2 separate regions of the Homo sapiens genome follow, and region 1 is linked to region 2. The links are chromatin contacts, found by Hi-C or POLR2A ChIA-PET in ENCODE. All regions are on one chromosome and are shown on one strand. The core of a region is the stretch at or near the end of the contact, and the rest is flanking DNA. Distances in the headings are between cores, read along the strand shown.

Region 1 (6,693 bases), core at 2,454-4,953, 880 kb after region 2:
CTTGAACCTGGGAGGTGGAGGTTGCAGTGAGCCAAGATTGCGCCATTGCACTCCAGCCTGGGCAACACAGCGAGACTCCGTCTCAAGGAAAAAATAAAAATAAAAAGCGGGCACGGGCCCGTGACATCCCCACCCTTGGAGGCTGTCTTCTCAGGCTCTGCCCTGCCCTAGCTCCACACCCTCTCCCAGGACCCATCACGCCTGTGCAGTGGCCCCCACAGAAAGACTGAGCTCAAGGTGGGAACCACGTCTGCTAACTTGGAGCCCCAGTGCCAAGCACAGTGCCTGCATGTATTTATCCAATAAATGTGAAATTCTGTCCAGTTTTGTGGTGGTTTTGTGCTGGTGCAATATTGCAGCCCTACTCAAGTGAACATTTCTGGCTGGGCTCTGTGGCTCACAACTGTATTCTCAGCACTTTGGAAACCCAAGGCAGGAGGATCCTTTGAGGCCAGGAGTTTGAGACCAACCTGGGCAACATAGCAAACCCTGTCTCTACAAAAAATTAAAATATAAAAACTTATTTGAGCCTGGTTGCACGTACCTGTAGTCCCAGCTACTCAGGAGGCTGAGACAGAAGGATCACGTGAGCACAGGAGGTCAAGGCTGCAGTGAGCGATGGTCGCATCACTGCAATCCAGCCTGGGCCACAGAGCAAGATACTGCCTTCAAAATTAAAAAAAAAGAAAAACAGGCCAGGCGCAGTGGCTCACACCTCTAATCCCAGCACTCTGGGAGGCTGAGGCAGGCAGATCACGTGAGGTCAGGAGTTCGAGACCAGCCTGGCCAACATGGTGAAAATTAGCCAGGTGTGGTGTCGGGCGCCTGTAATCCCAGATACTTGGGAGGCTGAGGCAGGAGAATCACTTGAACCCAGGAGGCAGAGGTTGCGGTGAGTCGAGACCACACCATTGCACTCCAGCCTGGGTGACAGCGTAAGACTCCGTCTCAAAAAAAAGAAAAAAAAAAAAAGAAACAAATAGCACTTCCAGCCAGGTGCGGTGGCCTGCTGCAACACAGCAAGACCCGCTTTCTAACAGCAGCAACAGCAAAGCACTTCCCGGATAAGGCCCTAGGCTACTACTGGTGTCTCCCACTTCCCAGGGCGCTGTGCACGCACACATTTTAAGGACAAGTCTCGTTTACCACATAAAGTTTTTATTGAACTCAAACTCAGGGGCTCCAAAGCCTGAGGAAGAAGAGGGAGGCTGGGGTTTGCACGCAGAGGCCCAGGCCCCACCCCGGGGCCCCACTCCCCACCCCACCTACCTTTTACCCGCTCCTGACTCAACGAGAGTTTCAGCAGCTACCAATCTAAGCTAACCCACTCTAATTAGGTAATCCCCTGCCCTCCCCCCTCCCTGCTCTAGCAGTTGCCAAGCCAGGCACCCACCAAGGAGCCGCGGCTGAGGCCAGCCCTCCGCTGACCTCTCTCCATTTCTCCCAGGGCCTCCCGCTGCCGGCCTGGCCTCCCTCCAACCCACTTCCCACAAGTCTCCAGGGCATGTCACTTCCTCCACCCTGGTTCTCTTCTTCCAGCATCCTCAGCTCCTCCATTCTCCTGCGGCTTCTCCACTATCCTCCCTAAAGGTTCCTCTAGCTCCCTGGCCCCTTATCTTCTGCCCACACCTCCCACCCCTGCTGGGGCCCCAGGTCAGCGCCGGCCCGCCGCGTGGGTCCGCTGGTGGCGGATGAGGTCGGAGCTCTGGGAGAAGGCCTTTCCGCAGTCATCGCACTTGTAAGGCCGCTCGCCACTGTGGACCCGGTGATGCTGCAGAAGCGTGGAGGAGCGGCAGAAGCCCTTGCCGCACACGGCGCACCTGTAGGGCCGCTCGCCCGTGTGGGAGCGCTGGTGCTGGATGAGAGTGGAGGAGCGATTGAAGGTCTTGCCGCAGTCGGGGCAGCTGTAGGTGCGGCCTGGCAGGTGGGTGCGGGCGTGGATGGCCAGCACCGAGCTCTGGCCAAAGCGCTTGCCGCACTCAGGGCACTTGAAGGGCTTCTCCCGGGCGTGGCTGCGGGCATGGGGGATAAGGGCCGACCGCTGGGAGAAGCTCTTGCCGCAGATGCCACAGCTGAAGGGCCTCTGACCGGTGTGCACCCTCTGATGGCTGCGCAGGGACGAGTTCTGGCTATAGCACTTGCCGCACTCGGTGCAGCTGTAGGGCCGCTCGTGGCTGTGGGTGCGCTGGTGTCGCAGGAGGTAGGAGCTGTCGCCGAAGGCCTTGCCACAATGTGGGCACTTGTAGGGCTTCTGGCCAGAGTGAGTGCGCTGGTGGCGAAGCAGGTAAGAGCTGTCGGCGAAGGCCTTGCCGCAACGGGGACATTTGTAGGGCCGCTCGCCAGTGTGGGTGCGCTGGTGTTTGATGAGGTCAGAGCTCTGGGAGAAGGCCTTGCTGCAGACCTCACATTTGTAGGGCTTCTCACCGGTGTGGATGCGCTGGTGCTGGATCAGGGTGGAGCCCCGCCCGAAGCTCTTCCCGCAGATGCCACAGATGTTAGGCCGAGGGCCCTGCCCACCCCTGGCCCGGCCACCCCGCCGACCTGGACCTCGAAGGGCTCCTGTGAGACCCAGGGGATTCTGAAGCATCTCAAACTGCGGTGTAGACAGCAGGGCCCCTGTGGGCATCTCAAAAGGTGGCCCTATGGGCAGGTCCCCTGTGGGCTGCTCCCCAAACCCCTGAGTGAAGGAGTCCAGGGGGTGAACTCCTACGGAGATATTCAAAGGACTCTTTTCCTCGGGGTTCAGAAGCATCTCCGCACCTTCCTGGAATTTGGAACTTTGAGCTTCAAATTCTGGGCTTTGGGTTTTGAGCTCAGTGTTCTGGGATTCATATCTAGAGCTCTCAGATTCATAGCCAGGGCTCCGGGGTTCATACCCGGGGCTCCGAGGTTCATAGCCAGGGCTTTGGGGTTCATACCTAGGGCTCTGGGATTCAAACTCAGGGCTCTGAGAATCTGATTCAGGGCTTCTGGGTGCAAACTCAGGGCTTGGGGGCACAAGCCCAGGGCTTCGGGACTCAAACCCCGGGCTTTCAGGCTCAAATCTGGGGCTTTGGGGTTCAAACTCTGGGCTTTGTGGCTCAAACCCAGGGCTCTGGGGTTCAAGCCCAAATGGTATCTCTTCGACTTCATAGTCCCCACTGCCTTCTTGCTGAGAAATTTCCTCTTCCTCATTCTCACTCATGTTGCCTGCAGGATGAGAGAATCCAGATCGTGTGAGACCTGGAAGGTCATTTGGTCCATTAGCAACCACACACCTCCCACCTCACATGCAGGGTCGCTGGCCCCTAGACAAGTGCTGAAATTCCCACGCCCCCCTCAGCTGACCCAAGACACCCCAGTCCCCGCCGGCCCCTCCTTCGAGTCCCAGGTGTCCCAGCCCCGGGCCCTCGCTCCCTCCCTGGAGCCACAGCCCCTTCTCCTGCGCGCAAGTCCACTCCTCGGACGGGCGCTCCCTCCTCACCTCTGAGGTACCCTTCGGGGCTCCTCATTTCGTCAGAACTCTGCACATCCTGGGGCTCGAGGCCCCACGGCAACGCCTCCCGCTCCATCCCCGCGGGCTCCCAGTGCAGCGGCGGCGGCGATGGCGGCCGATCCCGCGACCCGGCCTCGGTTGCCCCGAGCCGCGGGCCCCCGCCTCCCGCCCGCTCAGCGCCGCCCAGGGGACTCGGCGGCCCAGCCCGGGCCCCCGAGGCCGGACGTCTTGACCCCGCGCCTCTCCAGCGCGCCGGGCCCCTCCCCTGCCCGCGGCCCCGCCCCCTCCCAAGGTCTCGGCCTCCCCGTGGCCCTCACTGGCCCCCGCGCGTCGCGGCCTCGGGGATGAGGGGCTTCGCGACTACCCCGGCGGCCCCCGGCCCCCGCTCCCGCCCGAGCCCCCACCTTCTGGACCCCGGCCCCGGGCTGGGCTGCACTGTCCAACGGCCGCCCAGCACCCCCCCACCCTCCCCCGCACAGGAAGTGTCCGTCCGCGGCCAGGTCCCCCCGCCGGCTCGCGCCGCGGCCTCTCTAGGAGCCGCTGGAGGTGGAAACTCGTTGGCATTAACCCTGGGCTGGAGGGGCCCGGCCACGGGGTGGGTGAGGACCGGACGCCCCGGAGCCCGCGGGGCTACCGGGGCAGTGTGTGTGCCTATGTTCTAGGTCTCCGTCCCTCCAGAGGCCCGTCTGTCCATCTCCCGGGCCCCGCGTCGTCGGTGCGTGTGGCCAAGGGCGAGGCGACAAGCGAGACCAAGGTCAGCGAGAAGGAGCGACGCTTCCCGGCGCCAGCGGGGGCGGTGTCTCGCTCCCTCCCCTCCCGGGCCTCCGGGTCAGCTCCGGCAGCGCCTCGGGAACCGGGACGGACTCCCCTTGGCCTCGCCGAGGTCCTTGAGCCTGGGACCCCCTCCAGGAACTCCGCTCCCCGGCACCTGCGCGCGCCCGCTCCCGTTCCTCCGGCCCCCACCCAGCTCGGCTCCCCTGATCCTCCTCCTCCCTCCTCCCTCCTCGAGGGCTAGGATAGTTGCCAAGGAGACAGCCCCGCCCCGGCTCCCAGAGGCACAGCTTCTCCGCCCCAGGAAGCCCGGCGGTTGGCCGATGGGGCTCGTGCTCTAGCCGCCCCGCCTCCTCCAACCCCGCGGACGGCTGGGCGTTAATGGTCGCCAGGGAACGCCAGGCGCCTTCCTGATTGGCCGGGAGTGCTGTGGTCGGGTCCGCCTCCCCTGTCGGCCAGAAGCGCCTTCAGGAGGTAGTGGGAGGGAGGTGCCAGGCATCTCCCCTCCAGCCCGGCCTGTGCCATCAAAACTTTTCCCGCCCCCACTTAGCCTCCATTATGTTTTATGAAAGCCAGAAGATCTGAGGACAGACACCCTTCCTCCTCGTCAGCCTCACACCCCTTGCCTCTCCCCTCCACCTTCCCCAGCGCCTGAGTTTAACTCAATCCCTGGCAGCCTTAGTCCCTGTTGTTAGATTTCCTCACAGGGAGGCAGGATTCCTTCCAGGTGAGGGTGATACAAAGGAGAATTGGACTGAGAGAACCATCTGGCCTTCGAGGCATCTAACAACTCTCCAGTCTTGTCTGACTCGAATGGAGTCTTGCAGAGGAAGGGAACCTGAGAAACACTGCCTCGGGCGCAGCTTTGAATTGAGGAAGTGAGCCTGGACAGACAACTTAATATCATCCAGTTCTTGTCTTTTTTTTCTACGCTTCGTGCTGAAACAAGTTTGGCAGCGTTCTTGACAGTTAACGAGCCCGATGCCCCTGTGTGAGCAGGAGCCATGGATCGTGTTTTCTTGTCGCCTACCCAGACAAATGAAGGGAAGAGAATGTTTGGGAGGAAGGATGGCCTCTCCTTCCTGAAAAGAGGTGAGAACAAGAACTTGAAGAATGCCAAGTGGTAAAAAGTGGAGAGAAACTATCTAAATAAAGGCTTACAGGTGGGGCGCACTGGCTCATGTCTGTAATCCCAGCACTTTTGGGAGGCCAAGGCAGGTGGATCACGAGGTCAGGAGTTCAAGACCAGCCTGGCCAAGATGGTGAAACCCCGTCTCTACTAAAAAAATACAAAAATTAGCCAGGCACGGTGGTGGGCACCTGTAATCCCAGCTACTTGGGAGGCTGAGGCAGGAGAATCACTTGAACCCGGGAGGCGGAGGTTGCAGTAAGCCGAGATCTCGCCACTGCACTCTAGTCTGGGTGACAGAGCAAGACTCCGTCTCAAATAATAATAATAAAGGCTTACAAATAAAATCACAAGAGCTTATGCCACGAATGAAGCGGGGAAAACTTTCTGCCCTCCAGAGAAACAGCTTCCAGCCCCATAGCTCTCTCCCATCCCAATGTATGTTTGTCTTGAAACCTTTGCTAAGAATGGCTTACATGGTCCAGCACTAGAGCCCACAGTCAAACAGCCTACAAGAGGACCAGTTTTGGGAAGAGCTGGACATGGGGTACCCTCTGGTCATCCCCAAAGCACTCACACAGGTAGGAAACAAGTCTCCTTCACAAGACACTTTTCTCTGACATCCAACTTGCTGATCCACCAAAATTCACACAGGAGAGCAGCCACACCCTAAAAATGGGTGGCGAGACCTCCAGCCACAGCTCTGACACCGTACACTGCCTGCACTCTTATCATGAGCCACAAGTCCCAGGTGTAGCAGAAGCTGGGCCAAGACTTCATGCTGCCCAGGCACCCGCATTTCCAAGTGCAAATTCAGCCTCACTGGCACCTGGAGTAAGAGTGGCTCACTTCCAGCCAGCCTCCTCTAGGACCAGGGTGCCATCTATGCACAGGGACTTCACAAGGAAGCCAGCCTCCACCTGACACACAGCCACAGCAGTGAGAGGCTCCAAGCCCAGGAAAGCCTCTGATAAGGGCTGCATCTTGACCCAACACCAGCTAATCCAAGGCAGGAGAAACTTGGGGAGTCCACTGGCATTGTCCTGCCTCTGCATCCATGAGGATGAGCCCTGTGCATGTCCTGAGTCAGGTGGTCACTTTGTTCACAGCATTATCTCCTGGCATGCCCAGCACTAGGGCAGAGCCATTCAGTGTGCAGCCAAGGCTTATGGTCAGCCAACCTGGCCAACACTGCAGGCCAGAGAGCCTTCACAGACGTTCTCAGTGAGAGGAGCTTCCGTATGCACTGCTCCCTTCCCTCATGCAAAGGACAAGCCCTCTTAAAGCCCTTCCATCCGATGCTAGAGGAGATGCCCCA
Region 2 (6,769 bases), core at 121-2,620:
AGAACAAAACAAAGTTGAAGCTCTCTAAACTCTCCACACTGACTCAGAGTGAAAGTGCTAATAATGACCTAAAGCCGTGCCCTATGGCCCCCTTTCCTCTTGACTTCGCTTTTCATGCACTCTGCTCCAGCCATACTGGCCTCCTTGGGCTTCCCAGAACACGCGAAGCAGGACCCAGGTTAGGGCCTTTGAACTGGCTTTGTTTGTCCGTGGGATTCCCCATGAACATCTCATGGCTGCTCCCTCTCTTCCCTCAAGTCTCCCCTCAGATGTCCCCTTCTCAGAGACATCAGCCTGTAGAAAGGAGCACTTCCTTCCCCCACTTTCCTGCGTGATGTTTCTCCATGATGCCTGCTTCCTACATATGTAGAGTCTGTCTCACTCCGGAGAAGGCTACCTCCAAGAGGACAGGTGACTGGCCCTTGATTTCATTAATTGTCACAATCCTATGCCGGACACATGGTTGGTGTTCAACAAATATTTGCGGAATTAAAGAACAAATTAATAATGTTGTGAGATAAATACTCTGTGCCCATTTTTCTTTACTTTTTAATATATTTTTTAAATCTAGAGAGACAGGGTCTCCCTATGGTCCCCAGGATGGCCTCAAAACTCCTCCTGCCTTGGCCTCCTTGGCTGGGATTACTGGACTACTACTGTGCCACCATGCCTGGCTCTTCTTTTCCTTTTACTATGCCCATTTTAAAGGTGAGGAAAACTGAGACTCAGAAATGTTCCCAAGGGCACACAGTGAGTGGTGGCTGCCTTCAGGTTGGTCTGACTCCAGTGCCCAAGCCTTTCTCAGGAGTGGTGTGTTGCCCATCAGCCATTATATCCATGACATCAACTGGCATAAGATATGTTCTTATATGAAAATTAATTTTAGAAGTGAGTGTCACGAAATATTGACCTTCTCTAAGGAACTAGTTCTTATAGTCAAAAAGGAGGAACTTATGTAAATTTTCCCTTTCAGGGCCAGCCCCAGGAAGTTCAGAGCCTAATGTGGTGTTCATTCTATTAATTTTTTCTTACCCTGGGACTTTTTTCTTTCTTTCATTTATGTTAACCTAATCACCAGCTGCTTCCTGTTCCTTAGGAAATAGCTAAGTCGTACATGACACTTTTGGGGTTCCAGTGTGCCCGGCATGGGTTTTCTTTCATTGGGCAGGCACTAGGTGGGCTTTTCAGCCTGAAGACGCATGTTTCTCATCAGAGTGAGAATGATCTCTGATCATTCTCCTTCTTCCATTTCTTGGGTTCTCTCTTCCTGGCACTCCTATTGGTTAGCTTTTGGGCCTCTTGGATTGCCTGGCTGTGTCTCTGTGGCAAAGACTACTCATTATCCAAAATCCAATGAGCCCTTCTTCCCCAAGAACATGGTGGAACTGCATGTCCCAGCCTCCCTTGCAGTAGGCATGGTCATGTGACTAAGTTTCCACCAATAGAATGTGAGGAGGTGATGTATGTGACTTCTGGTCTTTGGCCTTAGGAAGTAGGCCAGCTTCATACTCTCCATTCCTGCTGGCTGGAGATCCCCACAACAGATTCAAACGTGCAGGTGACAAACGGTGCCCTACCGATGGCAGAAAAGTGATGAGGAAGGGCCCTTGGTCCCTGAGCAATGAGAGAAGCAGAGCTGCCTCCCTAACTACCACCATTTCACTTGAACATGTCTCTTCTTTTGTTTATTTATTTATTTGTTTTTTGCAGACACGTCTCTTCTTTTTTTTTTTTGAGATAGAGTCTCACTCTGTCCCAGGCTGGAGTGCTGTGGCACAATCTCGGCTCACTGCAACCTCTGCCTTCTGGGTTCAAGTGATTCTCCTGCTTCAGCCTCCCAAGTAGCTGGGATTACAGGCATGCGCCACCATGCCTGGCTAATTTTTGTATTTTTAGTAGAGACGGGGTTGGCCAGGATGGTCTCACACTACTGACCTCATGATCCACCCACCTTGGCCTCCCAAAGTGCTGGGATTACAGGTGTGAGCAACTGCGCCCGGCCGACACGTCTCTTCTTTAAGCCGCCACTTATTGGATCTCTATGTTAGAGCGGCAGTCTCATATATTTTCTCTCATATTTTCTTCTCCACCCCTACACCTTCTGGGAGTTCTATTTTCTGGGATAATTAATTAATTAATCAATTTTTGAGATGGGGTCTCACTCTGTCCCAGGCTGGAGTGCAGTGGAGCGATCTTGGCTCACTGCAACCTCTGCCTCCTGGGTTCAAGCTATTCTCCTGCCTCAGCTTCCTGTCTCAAACTCCTGACCTCGTGATCCACCTGCCTTGGCCTCCCAAAGTGCTGGGATTACAGGCGTGAGCCACCGCGCCCAGCTTTATTTATTTTTTAAATTTTTTATTCTTGAGACAGAGTCTCACTCTGTCACCCAGGGTGGAGTGCAGTGGCATAATCTTGGCTCATGGCAACCTCCGCCTCCCGGGTTCAAGCGATTTTCCTGCCTCAGCCTCCCAAGTAGCTGGGATTACAGACGCCTGCCACCACACCTGGCTAATTTTTGTATTTTTAGTAGATGGGGTTTTGCTACGTTGGCCAGGCTGATCTCGAACTCCTGACCTCAGGTGATCCGCCTGCCTTGGTCTCCCAAAGTGCTGGGATTACAGGCATGATCCACCACACCTGGCAGTTTTCTGGGATAATTTATTAACTTTTTATTACAACACTTCCTGTTTGTGTTTGTACAGATGAGGCCTTGCTATATTACCCAGGCTGGTCTTGAACTTCTGGCCTCAAGCCATTCTCCTTGGCCTCCCAAACTGCAGGAATTACAGGAGTGAGCTACTGTGCCCAGCTTCTTTATTCTAATGCTTTTAGTAATTCAGTATCATAGCTTTAATTTCTAAGAATTCAGTCTTTGCTCTATTTATTTATTTATTTGAGATGGAGTCTCACTCTGTCGCCCAGGCTGGAGTGCAGTGGTGTGATCTTGGCTCACTGCAACCTCCTCCTCCTGGGTTCAAGCGATCCTCCTGCCTCAGCTCCCAGAATAGCTGGGACTACAGGTGCCTGCCACCACACCCGGCTAAATTTTTTTTTGTATTTTTAGTAGAGACAGGGTTTCACCTTGTTGGTCAGGCTGGTCTCGAACTCCTGTCCTTAGGTGATCCACCTGCCTCAGCCTCCCAAAGTGCTGGGATTACAGGCGTGAGCCACTGTGCCTGGCCTCTTTCTTTTTTATAACACCCTGTTTTTATTGTAACATAGTGTAGCAATTTTTTTTTTCTTTGAGATGGAGCCTTGCTCTGTCGCCCAGCTGGAGTGCAGTAGTGGATCTCGGTTTAACTGCAACGTCCGCCTCCCGGGCTCAAATGATTCTCCTGCCTCAGCCTCCCGAGTAGCTGGGATTATAGGCACCTGCCACTGTGCCCAGCTAATTTTTGTATTTTTAGTAGAGACAGCGATTCACCATGTTGGCCAGGCTGGTTCGAACCCCTGACCCCAGGTGATCAGCCCACCTCGGCCTCCAAAATGCTGGGATTACAGGTGTGAGCCACTGCACCTGGCCAGCAATATCTTTTTTTTTTTTTTTTTTTTTTTTTTGGGGAAAGAGTCTTGCTCTGTCGCCCAGGCTGGAGTGCAGTGGCGCGATCTCGGCTCACTGCAAGCTCCGCCTCCTGGGTTCATGCCATTCTCCTGCCTCAGCCTCCCGAGTAGCTGGGACTACAGGCGCCCGCCATCACGCCTGGCTAATTTTTTTGTATTTTTAGTAGAGACGGGGTTTCACCATGTTAGCCAGAATGGACTCGATCTTCTGATCTCATGATCCACCTGCCTCTGCCTCCCAAAGTGCTGGGATTACAGGCGTGAGCCACCGTGCCTGGCCCATCTTTTTTTTTTTTTTTAATATGGGGTCTTGCTCTGTCACCCAGGCCAGAGTGCAGTGGCATGAGCACAGCTCACTGCAGCCTCAAATACCCAGGCTCAAGTGATCCTCCCACCTCAGCCTCCAGAGCAGCTGAAATTACAGGCACGTGCTACCACGCCCTGCCCAGCTAATTTTTTTTTGGAAGCAGCACCTTCATTTATTAGGGACTTCGGTGGGGATGGGGAAAGGCGGCCCCCGGGTCAGAGGCGCCGGAAGAAGAGCTTGGAGCCGTGGTCTAACGTGCACTCGCTGGGGCCCAGCTGGCTCCCGCCCAGCTCTTTTTTTTTTTTTTTTTTTTTTTTTTTGAGATGGAGTCTCACTCTGTCGCCCAGACTGGAGTGCAGTGGCGCAATCTTGGCTCACTGCAACCTCTGCCTCCCGGGTTTAAGCGATTCTCCTGCCTCAGCCTCGAGTAGCTGGGATTACAGGCACCCGCCACCACACCTGGATAATTTTTGTGTTTTTAGTAGAGATGAGGTTTCACCATGTTGGCCAGGCTGGTCTCGAACTCCTGACCTCAGGTGATCCACCTGCCTCGGCCTCCCAAAGTGCTGGGATTACAGGCATGAGCTACTGTGCCCAGCCCCGCCCAGCTAATTTTTTAATTTTTTGTAGAGACAGGATCTCACTATGTTGCCAGGGCTGGTTTCAAACTCCTGGTCTCAAGCGATCCTCCCGCTTTGGCCTCCCAAAGTGCTGGGATTACAGGGGTGAGCCTCGTGCCTGGCCTGAAGCAGCATTTTCTCAAATGTCTTTAAAAATACCAGATTTTTTTTTTTCTTTTTCTTTTTTTCTTTTCTTTTCTTTTCTTTTCTTTTCTTTTTTTTTTTAAGACGGAATCTCGCTCTGTCGCCCAGGCGGGAGTGCAATGGCGCGATCTCACTGCAAGCTCACTGCAAGCTCCGCCTCTCGGGTTCATGCCATTCTCCTGCCTCAGCCTCCTGGTAGCTGGGACTACAGGCGCCCGCCACCACGCCCGGCTAATTTTTTTTGTATTTTTAGTAGAGATGGGGTTTCACCATGTTAGCCAGAATGGACTCCATCTCCTAACCTCATGATCCACCTGCCTCTGCCTCCCAAAGTGCTGGGATTACAGGCGTGAGCGATCGCACCCAGCCTCTTTTTCTTTACGTAAATTCTGTTTCCTCCAGGATTACTTTTCTTTTCTTTTTCTTTTTTTTTTAAATTTTTTTGAATGTACTTAGGATGCATTTGGCTACAAATAACTAAACATCCGACTTACAGGAAGCTCACAGAAGGGGGTGGCTGGGATTCAGGGCCCCTTGATCAGGCATTTGCGATGCCTTGGGATCCCATGCTCTTCCTCCCATTCCTCCTCTGCAATCCTGCAATGTTTCCATCCTGGGGCCAGTTCCTCTCAGAGTTACAGGATGTATCCTTAATCATGGCTTGTGGGAGGCAGAAGTTACTGCCCCCGGGTTCTCTTTTAATTAAAAGGAAGAAGCCTTTCTTAGAAGCCTCCCTTCCTTTTATCTTAGTGGCTAGAACTGGGGCATGTACCCTTTCCTAATGCAATCGTGGGCAGAAGGGGAGTGGTTACTTTAGACTGGTCAGACTTTGCTGGAGCTGAAGAAGGAAGGGGTCAGTGCCCAGGATGTGTATGCTGGTGGGCACCTGAACAAACTGGGGTACTTTTAGGAAAGAAGGAGGCAGAATGGATGATGGGGTTGGTTTATCTTGGTGCTTTCCTTTCATGTTGCAGGGTTTCTTTGAATGTTGTTGATATTTCTTCCAGGCGTGACGGCTCATGCCTGTAATCCCAGCAGTTTGGGAGGCCGAGGTGGGTGGAATCTCTTGCGCTCAGGAGTTCCAGACCAGCCTGGGCAATATAGGGAGACCTCTGTCTCTACAAAAATTAGCCAGGCGTAGCGGTGTGCACCTCCCAGTTTTGCTGGGAGGATTACTTGAGCCCAGGAAGTTGAGTTGAGGCTGTAGTGAGCTGTGGTCTCACCACTGTATTCCAGCCTGGGTGACAGAGTAAAACCCTGTCTCAAAAAAAAAAAAAAAAAAAAGGTTGATATTTCTTTCAAGTCCCATCATACTTCAGAGTGAGCCAATAAGAGGCTGACTGGGGCTTTTGGTACCAGAGTAGAGCTTTCCAACTTGAGGGTTGGACTTTCATATCAAGTGTGAGAATAAACTAAAGACCTATTTAGGTGCAAGATTACTTTGGGCACGGTGGCTCACGCCTGTAATCCCAGCACTTTGGGAGGCTGAGGGGTGACGATCACCTGAGGTCAGTAGTTCGAGACCAGCCTGGCCAACATGGCGAGACCCCGTCTCTACTAAAAATACAAAAATTAGCCAGGCATGGTGGCGCCTGCCTGTAATCCCACCTACTAGGGAGGCTGAGGCAGGAGGATCGCTTGAACCTGGGAGGCAGAGTTTGCAGTGAGCCGATATTGCCCCACTGCACCCCAGCCTAGGTGACAGAGTGAGACAAAAAAAAAAAGCAAAGTTCACCTTTTTATTAGGGAGCTTTCTTTGGATGTGACTTGAAAATGTGCTCCTGCAAAATTAAGAGGGTAAATCACAAAAGAGAAGGGTGCAGACTACAGGAAATAGGAGATCCCACCCAAGAGAGAAATAACCACTGGTCCCAAGATGTAGCAGTGTAGCAACAGGGAGTGGGAGGGGAGAAGGAAGGTCACACTGGAGCAAGGAATTAGTGAAGCAATTAGAAACTCTAGGTAAAATTAAAAGAGATGTATTGTAGTAAATTTACTATGATACATTATCGTAGTAAATATCGCTAAAATTTTATATATATATATAAATATATATATTTATATAATATAACTGAACAATAGTTATATAATGCTTTTTTTTTTTTTCTGAGGTGGCATCTTGCTCTGTTGCCCAGGC

Evidence for each region. A loop is a pair of places that touch in the nucleus more often than their neighbours do. ChIA-PET counts read pairs that join two places held with the same protein, here RNA polymerase II (POLR2A). Pooled maps may share reads with other maps.
Region 1: a pooled map shows a loop between it and region 2 (3-fold over the local background). The contact joins the promoter of ZNF768 here to the enhancer-like site in region 2. A Hi-C loop is called at or near these places in 1 of 50 pooled maps. POLR2A ChIA-PET finds 5 or more read pairs at or near these places in 3 of 52 experiments (SK-N-SH, WTC11 and activated T-cell).

The regions. Positions count from the first base shown.
Region 1 is chr16:30,522,863-30,529,555 of GRCh38, forward strand. It overlaps ZNF768 (zinc finger protein 768), which reads right to left and starts at 3,704. Exons shown (of 2, transcript NM_024671.4): 1 at 3,464-3,704; 2 at 1,142-3,189. The coding sequence starts at 3,551. The coding sequence ends at 1,655. ITGAL (integrin subunit alpha L) reads left to right here. Exons shown (of 31, transcript NM_002209.3): 31 at 1-323. RefSeq lists enhancers at 3,150-3,209, 4,790-5,089 and silencers at 3,410-3,459, 3,480-3,799, 3,890-4,719.
Region 2 is chr16:29,644,446-29,651,214 of GRCh38, forward strand. No RefSeq gene overlaps it. Among named protein-coding and RNA genes, the nearest start is that of SPN, 15 kb to the right of the region's middle. RefSeq lists enhancers at 136-405, 1,303-1,597. Within about 2 kb of position 1,371, at least 5 of the 41 ENCODE cell types and tissues checked have a DNase peak (open chromatin) inside an H3K27ac peak, as active enhancers do.